3 separate regions of the Homo sapiens genome follow, and all the other regions are linked to region 1. A link is a contact called in ENCODE Hi-C or POLR2A ChIA-PET data. All regions are on one chromosome and are shown on one strand. The core of a region is the stretch at or near the end of the contact, and the rest is flanking DNA. Distances in the headings are between cores, read along the strand shown. Region 1 overlaps MAMDC2 (MAM domain containing 2). Region 2 overlaps TRPM3 (transient receptor potential cation channel subfamily M member 3). Region 3 overlaps KLF9-DT (KLF9 divergent transcript).

Region 1 (4,475 bases), core at 976-3,475:
TGGCCTTCCCCTTAGCTACAGAGCTCACAGCTGCAGTTTGTCTCTACCTCACTGTAGATCCTTCCCTACTCTTCTGTCACACCTCCTGGTTCCTACTTAGTTCCTACTCACCCTCCTCCCTCCTCTCTTCCCTGTTGACAGAAGCCACAGCTAGGTCAGTGCAGGAAGTGGGAGGAGACAGCAGAAAAATTTATCCTGGGAAAAGGACTCTATTTGATCCCAGCTCACCCAGTTCACTCTTGAAGGTGTGATCCTGTGGGAGAATGGAGTGGACATTCCGAATACTTCCTCCTCCAACAAACCAGTTCACATTGGGATTCCAGCGGTTCACAAAGCCACAGAGATGATTTTCTTCAAAGTCACATTCTGGGGAAGGGAAACAAAAACACTTCATGGAGACACAGTCACACCTGGGTACACGCATCCTACTACAGAGTTTGCTCTTAGATATTCAGAAGTTTCTCTCTTCCTTTGCCCACTGCAACCTTTCTACCAGGACCCCTGCACAATTTTGGCCAAGAAGAGAGACAGATCCTGTAATGAATCAAGATTCTAATTCATCATTGGCCCTTTGGATTATGGCCCTTCCACTTATTAGCCATGTCACTTGGAGCATGACTTACCACTTTTTGTAGCCTCTGTGTCTCCATATGTGAAATGGGGACAATGTTCCCACTTCACAGAGCTATTGTAAGTGTGGAGAGCTCCCAGCATAGTGCCAGGCATGTGGTCAGTGCTTGGTACAAGTCAGCTATTTTTATCAGTCACCTCTGTCTCAAAGAGCTGTTCAGGGTTATGCTCGTAGCTCTAGAAAATTTTTTCCACAACCCTTTCTTGAATCTACTGGCCCAGTCCTCCATTCCTTTCTCTTCTCATGATGAACAAGTTGCCCAGAGCTGAGGGACATGTGTCTGAGATGCTAAAATTCCCTGTTTTTCTTATAAATCAGAACCCAGGTAAAATAGGTGGGGCAGATATATCCTAGGTTCTGGTCCCTTTTGCAGCTACTGAGTAGAGAAGAGAGAGAAGATAATCAGATCCCCCTCTTCTACCCTTAGTGTCATTGGCATGTTTGCATGGATATATTGGTCTCCATCAACAATTGTTCCTTAAAAGGGAGCAAGAAACCCACAAGCTAATGCCTCCATTGACCCTTATAATCACACAGTTAAACTAGGAAGTATAATTGTGCTGGCCACTGGCCCCCTGCGGATCCACGTTGCTCTTCTCCACCTGATAGGTCCTGCAGAGGTTGACCTATCCGGACTGTATCAATGGGCTACCCTGCCTTCCATCTCCCTGTTGGATTCGACCAATGGAGGGTGGAAGGAGAATGAAATCAGGGGTTTACTTGCCCAGCAGTCTCCCAGCCAGGTCGCCATGAGTTGGCAAGTCTTGTCAAGCAGCCCTTGTTTGACAAATAGCTATTGTTTACAGGTACTGGAAACTCCTCCTCCCTTGTCCTTTCAGACCAAAAGAAGATAACAGCTCCTGAATCATCACTGTTACTAGTCCTGGGTCACAGAGCTATTCCTTGCTGGCTTCCTTTACCACTCACACCTTTGTGGTCTCTTCAGTGAGCTTCCCTCAAATTACTCAGGTTGACTGTACCCTCTGTTTCCTCCTTCCTGCCAGGATCTTGACTGGTGTAGTCAGCAATGTGTTTTTACATTAGCAAGCACTGAACATTTCTAAGATTTTCATTTTCAATGTTTCCACCACAGTGTCTGCTAGCCAATGCCCTAACATTCAGTGCCAAATGCTGCCTAAGAGTAAAATAAAAAGCAAAATATTCCTCAATATGCCAGGCTCCATTCTGAGCACTTTACATAAATTAACTTATTCAATCTTCAAAGCAGCCCCATGACATAGGCACTGTTACTAACCTCATTTTACAGATGAGCAATGGAGAGAGGCAGATAAAGTACCCAGAAAGAAAGAAGTCAGAGTGTGATCATAGAGTTTAACAAGATAAAAGTGTTGGCATCCTTTTGTTTTAAACAAATCAGAAGTCACCACATCATTTGAAGAAAGGCAATTAACATGTTTTGGATGTCCAGCACTGTATATACCAATTATTTTCATAACCAGGATATTCCTCCTCCTAAGAATCCTAGGAGGGAAGCTTTTTATTCCCATTTTACGGATGCCAAGAGGCTGAGGCTCAGTAAGCTGACTGAGCCAGCAGGTGGCGCTCCACCAGAGGTGTCTGACTTCCCTGTCGTTCACAAGCTGTGCAGATGCCAGGTGGAAGCCCAGCGGGAGGCTCAAGGAAAAGAGCCTGAGCCTCACTGTATCTTCAGAAAATGGTCTGTTTTCTTTCACTTGCCCTAGAGATATCATTGAGGTCAAAACAGACAAGTGAAACGTAAGGGAATTAGCAAAGGCTTTTTTGTTGTTGTTGTCGTTCAGAATATTCTTTGACTCTCCTTTCTCTTCCCCGTCACATTCATTTAGCCTTCAAGAGTTGTCAGTGCTGAAAAATCTCTCAATTCTACTGCCTTTTTCCAATTCCACTGCTAATTCAGTATTACCCTCATTATGCCCCCTCTGTAATGTCACAGCTGCTTCCTAGGGGTTTTCCCACCTGCTATGCATTTTCTTTGTACCCAACTCATTTTCCACGTGGCAGCTGGAGTCATCTGAAAGTGCAGCTGCACACTTCTCCCCTGCTGGCTGACCCACATGATTCAGCAGGTCCAAGCTCCACATCCTGCATCCACACTCTTCCATCACAAACTCCCTTAGCAGTCCTGGTCTCACTTCAAACACCCTACTCAGCCTCTTGCCTTTGCCTGAACCTGCCCTGTTTCTTTCTCCCCACAGGGGTCTGGCCATGGAGAACCCTTGCCTTCCTACCCTGCACCTCCACTTAACTAAATTCTTCTCCTTCTTGAAACTCCTGCTCCAGTGCACTGTCCCTATTCAGTCCTCTCCAATTTCCTCTCCTCCTCCCTGCGCCTCTCCACTGCACAGCTTGTCCTTCCTCAGCAGTATTTGCCATATGCAGAACTAGCTTCAATGTAGACAAATAGGAACTGAACCACCATAGGACAGGGTTTATCCTTTCTTTATGCCCTCTTGGAAGCTGGCAGATAAGAGACAGCCAACCAACTCTGCTCAAGTGAAATCTAAGTGACAACTGTGATTATTAAGAGGAGAGCCGTGGTGTGCCAAGAGAGAAATAAGGGAAAGGAGGTAATACAATGTCTGCTTTTCTGGCACATGCTACAAAAAGCTGAGTTTCCAGCAATTTGTAAATTATTTTAATCAGAATGTGTTGAGGTTAAGGTGGCAGCTCTGAAGTTACAGTTCCTGCATCTATATTTCTTTCATTAATCCAGACTGTACAGGCAGATTCTAATGAGCCTTCCCACACTAAAGACAAAAAACATACAGTATTCAAATGAATCTAGCAAAGAATTTAAACCAGTATGCATTATGCAGTGCATTCTATAAAATAGTTGGTCTTTAGGATTGATTCAGTTCCCTCTGGCAACAGTAACTTTTAGAAAAAGATTCACAATTTGATTTAATGAAAATGAAGCCCACTTACCAATACAGTAGCCGGTTGTCATCTTGATTTCAAATAGTGCGATGCTGGCTGTGTTTCCCTGTCCTAGTACACCTTCTATTAAAATCTGCACAACATATGGGGAAGAAGGGGAGTTAGACTTCAAAACATCATGTTTCCTTGGTTCAGTATTTCAGCTATTAGTCTGGAGCTGTTCAGCCACTTAAGGCAAAACAGGATTGTTAGTCTCAGCTAATTGCTATTGGATACCAATTTCACTACGGACTTTACTAGAAGAATGTGTGTGTATATATGTGTGTGCATGCGCATGTGCACATAAACTCATACATCAAAACTTCAAGGTAAATAAGGCATCTGATAGAAGCTCAGAGTCAGCTGTCTTTTCTTCTCTTGCTATCCCAACCACCACCACCTTCAGTGCTTGTGGTAGCACTTGTGGTCCTGTTTCTGAAAGTAATCACTTTTTCTCCTGTGGTTTTAGCCCTATATTCTGCAACTATGCTGGCAGATTTAGGAGGTGATAACTGCTGGGAAGAAGTTGTTAAAGAGAGAACTCAGAGCCCCCATGCTCCATCCTCAACCACTGGCTGACAGGGAAGGACTCCAAGCAGACAGTGGGTATTGGAGAGTAAAGCATTTCAAGCCTTTCAAAGAAGTGGGATGGGATAGGAAATTGAAAGACGGATTAGGAATGGGGAATATTTTCATGATGGCTCCATTGTGTCCCCGATGAAATATTTTCAATAAACATCACACTTCATGGCCAGGTGTGTCTGGATCCCATCCTCCTTCCTTATCCAGTCCACACCCAGCTTCACCTTACATTCGCTACCTTCCTTTTCCAGGACTCCCAAAGGAACAACTTCCCTCTTTGAAAAGGAAATGGAACATGTCCTTTAAGTATCTTTTCTCTTTTAAAGTATTTTCACTTTCCTTTTAT
Region 2 (4,475 bases), core at 615-3,114, 450 kb before region 1:
CCTGAGCAACAAGAGCAAAACTCTGTCTCAAAAAAAAAATAAAAATAAAAACAGATAAATCTGCCAAGATGAAAATGTTTATTTGTTGTATTTTAACTGACGTGTCAATGTTGCTCTGGGAAAGAATAACGTTGTTAGCCCACTATACAAGGGTGTGCTGTCACCCAACTATTTTATCATATTCCTAGCAGTTCATATGCAGCATACATTTGGACACATAGTCCCAACACAAGAGCCAACAGCTGCTTAGATTCTAAGCGGAATGTGGACTGCCTATTGTCTGGATTCTTGGTTGTTTGAGGAGCATCACTTGAAGCGTGAAAAGCTCAAGTTTTAACAGTAAACAGAGCTTGGGATCCAGAGGGCACAGAGAGGAATTAGTGCCTGCAGATCAGAGAGATTCGAGCCTGAACCGTGAGCTGTAAGTACAGATGTGTTTCTTGCATTGTCTCTTACCAGGGGATTTGTAAATAATGTCAGCAGGAACTTATTTGCTTATATACGCATTCCTGAATATTAGGAGCCACATTGATCATTTCTGTAGATATCATATAACCCCTCAGGCACAATGCAATGGGAGTCGACAAGAGCCATAGATTATTTCTTTGGAGGTGGTGTAGCCTCATGTCCCCTGATGTGCATTTACACATAGACATGCAGTCTGGCTCACTGGACTGATCCTTCCAGGCACAGAGAGCCCTGATATGAGGTTGCTGGTTCTTTTCCTAAGAAGGCCCCTCTTGAAGAGGGCCCTGGCTCTTCCCTCTTTGAATACTCTAATACCCTAAATATGCATGGGCTTCTGAAAAGTAATACAATTCCATTTTAAACAGAAACAACAAGCATATTCCTTAGTGTGTGGCCTGTAGGCTGAGGTAGTGTGGACTCACAGGGAAAACCTTCCACAGTAAAGGCAATGAGAATGGACTCCAGCTCCCTTCACCTACAGGGGAAGGGGTGCCTCCTCCTGCCCTCATTGCTCAGAAAGGTGTATTGTTGCGTGTCAGGGAGTTGTGATGAATTATAGGTAGGTGGACAGCAACACAAAAATCTGAAAGAGTAACTTATTTTATGTTTTCTCTGAAATTTTTCTGTTGTTTTGGTTTGAAGAAGGAAAGAACTTATCTAATCCTATTTCGTATATGCAAATATCAAAAGGAAGGTGTAATGATGATGATGAGGCAAGCCCTGAGTAAAACTGAGTTAAACACAATTATTTCCATTCTTCTAACCCTTCCCAGAGCTTCCCTCTCCCTTCTCACAGCCCCTCCCTTCTCTGATGAAACTACTAGGCAAGGAAACTGATTCCTTCTGAAGTCTTAGCGACTATGTTCTCAACCAGAGAAAAATGTTGATTGTAAGAAAACAAAACTACACAGAGTAGGTTCAATAAAGACTGACTGTAAGTGCCTAAGAGAAAACCACAGAGGCATTCAAAGACAGGAAGCAGAGCACGACATGCGTGAGCTGACTGGGAACAAAACCAGAAGTGGTTTTGTAAAGTCAGAATCAGAAGACATGACCACACTCATCTGCTTTTCTCTATACTTCTCTCCTGCCTCAATCAATAATCAATCAATCATTTCTCTCTTTCTCTCTTGCTCTCTCTCCCATTTCCTTTCTCCCTTCCTCCACCATCCCTCTCTCATATGGCTTGCTTTACATGACCCAGTGAGGTCAGGCTCTATATGTTCTTTAAGTACATGCCATCATCTAACTTAAGTCTCTGCACTTCTGTTTTATTTCTAAACACAAAGAGTCTGATTAGTCACTGGCCATTCAATGAACTCACTCCTTCTTGGTCAATGGTGGAATCTGCTCCAATCATCTGTAGCCTGAATTGGGTGAAAGGAGAAGTGAAGAAATGAGGAAAGGACTTTGTCAGCCTGAAGGACGTAGGGCTACCTCTTCCAGCTGTGAGCAGGGCAAGGGAAATTTAGCTTGTTTATCAGGTATCTATCAACACAAAAATGATACAGGAAAAACCACCCTAGAATTCAGAACTTAACGCCATAAGCACGTATTGAGCTCAGAAGACTGAGAGTTGGCTGCATGGTTCTTCTGGTCTGGGCTGGGCTCAATCACCTGCCAGGAGGTCAGCGGGCTATCACCTCCTCCAGAACAGCCTCAGCTCAGAAAACAAGCACCTAGAAGCAAAGGTTCCCTGTGTTTCATTCTCCAACAGGCTAGCTCATGCATGTCTCTTATGGTAATGGCGGAAGCCAAAAAGTGGAAACAGAAACATTAAGGGCTTTTCCAAGGTTCTGTGTGGGTCACATTTGCTAACATTCCATTCACCAAAGCAAACCACATGGCCAAACTCAGAATCAAGAGGTGAAGAAAGAGATCCCACCTGTTTAGTGATAGAAACTCTAACATCACATGACAAAGCAGTGTGGATCCAGGGAGGGGAGAGAAATTGGGGCTGTTAATGCAATCGATCTCCTAATCATGACAGCAAACCCACTGGCGTGTACAATAGGCTAGTTTAGATATATATTCTTCCAAGGCAAGATTTGCATAAAATATTTCTGATATTAATTCCTGATGCAAAATAATGAAATACTAAGGTTAGAATTTTGAAGCCCTCTTCAAATAAATAATTTTTGTTTCCAGGTAAAGCTAGATATATAGGATAGGAAGAACATGGAACCAAGTAACAGGGAATTGAATTCTCCCCACTTCTCCCCCAGGACGCTCTTCCCCCCATACCTCCCCCCTGCCCAACACACACACAACATACCTAGATTTGCGACATCCTGCTAATTTACTGGATTAAAAAATGAGACATTGAGCTTAATAGTGGGTTCTGAATAGCTCAAAGCTGAAACTGTGTGCACATAGCAGATAGACCAGAAGCCAAGATGGCCCTGAAGAGTTGGAGGCTATATCATTGGTCCCTTTTTTTCCCCAGGTAGGGGCTGAATTCCATTTAATGCAGTGGGAGCTAGTTTGCTTTTCTACCAGGAATAAAAAGATTAAGGTTCTACAAGTGGCCTACAGTTGGCTCCTGGGATAGATGATTCAGTTTGGGGCAAATTCAAGTCTTTTGCTCCTTTTCCTGGAATCGTGGAGTGACAAAATATCAGGAATAGATGGAGTTTAGAGATAATCTAATCCAGCATTTCCCAAACTTCAGTCAACCACATACCCCCATTCACTAGTTTATAACCTTTGTTCTACTCTTAAATATTTTTTGTTAAATTGGCTCATTTTTTAGAAACTTAATTTATTTTTAAAGATTTAGGGTCACAAGTTGAAAATCAGTATCATTTGACATAAATAGAGGATAACCACAAAATAAACAGAATGAAAAACGCTACATTGTTGTGAAATTCTACCAGATGCTTGAGCTCAGTCTTTCCTAAAAAAGGGAATTTAGCAAACATTAAGGAAGTGTTAAAAGAATAGTATGCTTAAACTAACACTTTCTCTCTGATGGCGTCAGGAAGATGGAAAGAAGCTTGACAGTGTCATCCCTTACTATCTAGTTCAGTGCCATTTAATGCCCTGCTTGTGTGTCCTAAAGCCATCTTGGACTTCCCAAGCTGTGTGTCTGTTGCACTGTAGAGAATATCAATAACCCAACTCCCTTTGTTCATGGATGGAGAAACCAAGGCCTCCCACCAATTTCCAGTGGCTGCCTTTGCGCCATATCATTATCAGTTAGCATCTTACCTAGTGTTTGGGTTAGGTGAAGAGAAAAAACTTAAGCCACAAAAGAAGTAAAAGGGGATGCTAGTAGATGGTGCTTTTGACTCTAGAAAGTTGGGCTTGCCTGGTTTTCAGCGACCTTTGCTCTTCTTGTCCATTATAAGAGGATATTGGCAGTCACCTACTGAAAGCAATAGAAAGAGCCTCATGTTTCCACAGAGAAAACCTCCACCTGGACCCACCACAATCAAAGAGCCTCAGATAAGGAAACTTCTAGAAAGATGTAGCCATGCAAAGGGAGGCATCTCCAGTTGTCTTGCCAAGGAAAACGTTGTGTCAGGAAAAGGCCAAAGGGCAGCGTTATCTAAATCAAATTTGTCCTCCCAGTAAAGCCACAGCAGCTGTGCTAATGGCATTCTAAATCCTCCATGGCGAACTGTATAGATTTTCAAAAGGAGGTGGAGAAATCCTCTTTGTCTCGTTATCTTTTCAAGATGGATTTTTAGATGAAAATCCTTTCTATAAAAAAAATAGGATAAATGTAGTCAGATACTCAACTAAGCTCTTTATTCCATTGCTTGTGATTTGGACTGAGCTTTTGAAACATTTCTTCAGACAGGAGAGGAAGGGGCATTCTTCAAGAAATATCCTTTTTTGCCATATTTTTAAGGATGACTCTGATTATATCAAACATTGGTGTTCCATTTTAAATTTCTCTGACTTTTTAGGGACAAGATGGTGTGCATATTAAATAAATAAATACTTCTTTTCCCTGCATATTATAGGATGAAATCAACAGGGCAAGTGTCTTAATCTTTGGG
Region 3 (4,475 bases), core at 1,041-3,540, 310 kb before region 1:
TCCCAGGAATGAGAGAGTAGGGGGAGGTGCATGCGAAAGAATGATATAGTGGAAGACCATGAAATCTTAAGGTGGGTAGGAGAGATGTAAGAATGAAAGGTCAATGACAGACAGTGAAAAAGTAGACTGGAAGTCAAAATAGGGTCAAAGAATTGTTCAAATGTGGTTATTTGAGCAAATAAGCTGGGAGAGAAAGAAGTGTTGGTCAGGAAGGAGGATGATGGTCGGAGGTGGTGCTGTTATTTGGTGATGAAAAGATTGAAGATACCCATGTGACAGTGGGGTGGAGGAAAAAAATGATTGCTGTTCAGGTACCAGGGTTTCAGATAGGTCATTAATCTATTGGGATGCTAAATTCACCAAAAATGTTAATAGGAGTTGGGTGGAGGTGGGGGACTGTGAGTCAGGTGCTAGAATCTTCGGGGAATGAGGGGGAGTGCAGGAGAGCCTGCAGATGACAGCCACAAAGCGGAGGTGGTATAGTCTGATGGCAGGTACTTCAAAGCAGCTGGGGTGGAGGGGGAAGAAAGAAGAGTCTATCTTGGTGAATAATTCTCCTGCCAAGGGTTTGTTCTGAATTCCACTCTCTAGTATCTCACCAAGCTTCCTTCCCTCTTTTGGCAGCTGAGAGGCCATCCAGGGTAAGGATTTTTTCAGGGTCGTGGGGTCAGAAGGAAACCAGCAAACAGTCAGGACTTTTATTCCCTCTTCTCTGCTACCAAAATACCAAGGCAGTGTTTTGGGTATTTAAAAGAACATTTTAAATGTCCTTGTTTGTTTCTGCCTCTGTGCAACATTGTGCTGGGAAGGACAGGGAGCTGGTAACCATGGCAGTGGAGCAGAGGGTGGTGGTGAAGAGGTGGTTTTTAAATGGGGTGAACTTCAGGCAGGCGGCACCCAGAGCTGGAACCCCCACGGCCTCCTTGGAGTCCTTTGTTCATTCAGCTTACTTAGGGAGAGAGCCTGCATTCTTCCCCGCTGTGAAGCAAGCTTTGAAAGGAAAGGTTTTGCCAGACTCCATAAGGAGAGGGTGTGTCCCTAGGAGCAGGTTTTGGGGTTCTGCCTGAAAACCTTGGTCGGCAGAGAATTTTGGGCACCCTGTTACGAACAGGACAGTCTGTGATGGCAAAGAAGCCAGCTCTGCAGCATCCTGGATGCAGAGTTCTTACACACCGTTAGCTGTCTCACCACTTCTCCCTGGACAGGTGGCCACTCGTGGGGGTGGCCCAGAATCCTGGCCAAAAAAGACAGCCAGGCAGGGCCCCCACAGGAAGGTAGCTGGCAGGGGAGTCAGGAGGAGAGGAAGGGGGAGGGAAGCAGTCACCTCTTCCACGTTCCTGGATAGGGAGCCTTAAGACCCTTTTCAGGACAAATAAGTGCCCCCCAAAAAGCGGACACAGGGCAAGGCAGGACAGGACAGGGCAAACCTGGGGCACAGCTCGGGGCCAGGGAAGTCCCATGACTGCAGTGTTCAGCTGCAGGTTTCCCAGCTGCTCTGGGCGGGAAGCGGCGCCGGGAGATGGGGGCGGGGAGAAGGGAGGGGAAAAGAGGAGGAGGGAAGTAAACAGGAGACCACAGAGAGAGCCAGTTCCCGGCGTTCAGAGAACACTAGCCGCCTCCGGTCCCCGGTGGGTGGCTGTATGTGTGGAAATGAAACTGGGAGGAGGAGGGAGAGAGGGAAGAGCGGGCACGCACTTCTCGGCTGTCATCCACCTTGCCTCTTCCGACCCTCCAGCCCGCTCCCCACCGGGGTAGGGGGTTGGGGGAGGTGGGAGGAAAACAGTTCAGCAAACGCCCACCTCCAAGTACCAGTAGCTGGTTCAGCTGTCGGTGAATCAGACACTGTCTCAGCAGCTTGTCACCTGCGCTTGGGAGGGGAACAGAGGGCAACCTTGGAACTTGGGAGGGGGAGGTTGGGAAAGTGCAGGATCCAGCACTGGGCCTGGGCCTGGGCGTAGGGGTGACGCCTACGGCTCGGAAAAGGGCTATCCACCTCCCTACACCTACACACGTCTCGACCCAGTACCCGGACGCCGAGTAGAGGGGGTGGGACAAGAGCATGGGGGCCGTACAGAAGGGGGAACTGGAAGAAGGGGAGGGGAGAATGGGTTGGGGGTGTGCTGCGGCGGGAAGCGCTGGGTGCCGGGCGGGCGCGGCCGCGGGGAGAGCTGCTGCCCGGTGCCTGCCCGCGCGAGGTTATGCGAGGTAACCGAGCGGAGAGGAGGAGGGAGGCGGCGGGGGCCGCGGGCCGGGGTGTCTGGCACTCGTTGGACAAAGAGATGATGAAACGTGAGCGCTATATTTACCAAGGGGGTGGAGACGGGGCGGGGGGGGCGGAGAGTAAAAAGGACAAACTGTTCCACAACAACCACAGGAAACACAGCCCATTCTGACTCACTGGGAGGGCCACACCGAACCCCTCGCAGGCTTAGCCTGAAGGCAGACGCGGGGCGCAGGTGCTCCCGGGACCGGACCGAACCTGGGCTGGGGCTGGATTGATTTATAAATAAAGGCACATTCGATCCAAGAGTGCGTGTGTGCGTGCGTGTGGTTCTTGTGGGGTAGGGGAGAGCACGGAATGGCAGGAATGTTTCCTAACCCCTTGGCCGGGCCATCGCGGGAGAGATCTGCCGGCAAACTCTGGGAGCGCAATTCCTGCAAAGTCATCTCCTCCCGCACAGCCTGGCCGGCCTGCCCGCCACGCCCCGCCCGGGGACAGCAGCACCCGCCTCCCCCACTCCCTCCCCACCCCCGCAGCCCATGGAGTTGGGGTGCGGTGCTTGCTATGTTTAGAAGCTGATGTCATCTCGACACCCTACTCTGCAGTGTTCCTAGGAGGACCGCAGGGCAGGTTTTCCTCTTCCTCGCGGGCGTGGGGGATGGAAGGTGGCCAAGGTGCCCTGCCCTCTCCCCAACACAGGAACCCCACACCCATCTACCCGGGAGATTAAAAGAAAAAAAAATGCAACACCGCCAGAGTTATGAAACAGGGTGGCGGGGGCGGTACGTGCACGCGGAGAGCGCAAAGCAAGGGCCTGGGCCGCGCGGGGCTCCCCCCCGGTCCCCGCCCACTCCCACCCCCGCGCTCCCGGGTGCAGGGGCTAATTTCAAGGTTAGCTCACGTGGGCGTGGGCGCCCGGAGCTCCTTGCACGAGTTTGGGGCGGGTTCCTGGTCCCCCAATCTAGGGCAGTTTGTTCAACTGCAGTAAAGGGAGCTTGATGTTCCAGCAGGGAAGGGATTTCTGAGAACTGGGACTGTCCTCAGATGAACTCGCCTCCTCAGGCTGCTGCGGCGGCGGCCGCCTGCGGAAGACTTTTTAAAAGGGCGATGCCAGGCCGGGGCGCGCGGTCCACGAGTGGCTGAGTCGCCCGCCAGTCCGCGGCCGGAGCCGAGCGCCCGCCCCCGAGCGCGGGTGATTCACCGAGTGCCGCGCTGGGCCGGTCGGAGCGCGGGGGGCTGCGAGCTAAACTTATCCTCCTGCATATGCATGAACGGGCGGCCTTTCTGCGCTGCAGAGGAGAGGGCTGGAGTTTTGCGGAAGGCTGCTAAGTGGGGCGGGAGCAAAGTAGGGCGGCGTGCAAGTTTTCGCGCTTGCCTGAGCGCCCTTCCCCCTCCAGCCCCTGGGTGTTAGCTGTCATTATGGCCACGGGCGTTCCACCAGATCGGGCTTTACCTGATTGTATTTCAAAATCCAGGAACATCGCCATTGTTGGAAGCTTTATCCCTTTAGCCTCTCCCCTCCTCAAGCTCGCCTCCTTCTCTAATTCCCCTGCTTTCAACAAAATGAACACTGGTTTCCTCCACATATGTTCCGTGTGCCTAGGTGGGGTCGCTGGAGCTGGAGGGGCTGGGCCCTGAAAGGGAGAGGTCTGGATGCAGCCCAGAATGAGGTCCAACACGTGATCCTCTACCCCCAGTGGGCCATCTGTTCTCCTCCTTCCTTCCCGCCTGGAGGCTGGCAGTTCTGCCCGGCACGGTCCACCCCTCCCAGCAGGAAAGAGTGAGAAAAGCCAGAACTGGCAGAACCCAATACCTACAGAGTGTGATTTTAGCCTGAACTTCCCTGGTCCTTGAGCAGGGGTGACACCCGGCAATCTGTATTTTAAATCGAGCGCCAGGTGATTAGCTCCACCCTGCAAGGTGGGGAAACCCTGCCTTGGGGCACAGTTTGAATAAAAATCTCCAGGGGAGGGGCCTGGGAATCTGTGCTGCATATGCCAGGAAGTACCTTACTCCCCGCTAGGGTGAAAAATTTACCTTGGGCCAGGCGCGGTGGCTCACGCCTGTTAATCCCAGCGCTTTGGAAGGCAGAGGTGGGCGGATCACCTGAGGTCAGGAGTTCGAGACCAGCCTGGCCAACATGGCGAAATCCCGTCTTTACTAAAAATACAAAAATTAGCCGGGCATTGTGGCGCATGCCTGTAATCCCAGCTACTGGGGAGGCTGAGGCAGGAGAATCGCTTGAACCCTGGAG

What was found. Hi-C counts contacts between places; a loop is a spot of excess contacts on that map. ChIA-PET counts read pairs that join two places held with the same protein, here RNA polymerase II (POLR2A). Pooled maps may share reads with other maps.
Region 2: a pooled map shows a loop between it and region 1 (4-fold over the local background). The contact joins two enhancer-like sites. A Hi-C loop is called at or near these places in 1 of 50 pooled maps. POLR2A ChIA-PET finds 5 or more read pairs at or near these places in 2 of 52 experiments (AG04450 and WTC11).
Region 3: a pooled map shows a loop between it and region 1 (2.4-fold over the local background). The contact joins two enhancer-like sites. A Hi-C loop is called at or near these places in 2 of 50 pooled maps. POLR2A ChIA-PET finds 5 or more read pairs at or near these places in 2 of 52 experiments (Caco-2 and activated T-cell).

Annotation. Positions count from the first base shown.
Region 1 is chr9:70,108,886-70,113,360 of GRCh38, reverse strand. MAMDC2 (MAM domain containing 2) reads right to left here. Exons shown (of 14, transcript NM_153267.5): 4 at 3,557-3,641; 5 at 229-366. Among named protein-coding and RNA genes, the nearest start is that of MAMDC2-AS1, 65 kb to the left of the region's middle. Within about 2 kb of position 2,225, at least 10 of the 41 ENCODE cell types and tissues checked have a DNase peak (open chromatin) inside an H3K27ac peak, as active enhancers do.
Region 2 is chr9:70,560,865-70,565,339 of GRCh38, reverse strand. All of the region lies in intron 22 of TRPM3 (transient receptor potential cation channel subfamily M member 3), which reads left to right. Among named protein-coding and RNA genes, the nearest start is that of KLF9, 150 kb to the right of the region's middle. Within about 2 kb of position 1,864, at least 7 of the 41 ENCODE cell types and tissues checked have a DNase peak (open chromatin) inside an H3K27ac peak, as active enhancers do.
Region 3 is chr9:70,418,011-70,422,485 of GRCh38, reverse strand. The region is part of intron 1 of KLF9-DT (KLF9 divergent transcript); the gene reads right to left. Among named protein-coding and RNA genes, the nearest start is that of KLF9, 5.6 kb to the right of the region's middle. RefSeq lists silencers at 2,043-2,132, 3,063-3,112, 3,213-3,522 and an enhancer at 2,960-3,681. Within about 2 kb of position 2,290, at least 40 of the 41 ENCODE cell types and tissues checked have a DNase peak (open chromatin) inside an H3K27ac peak, as active enhancers do.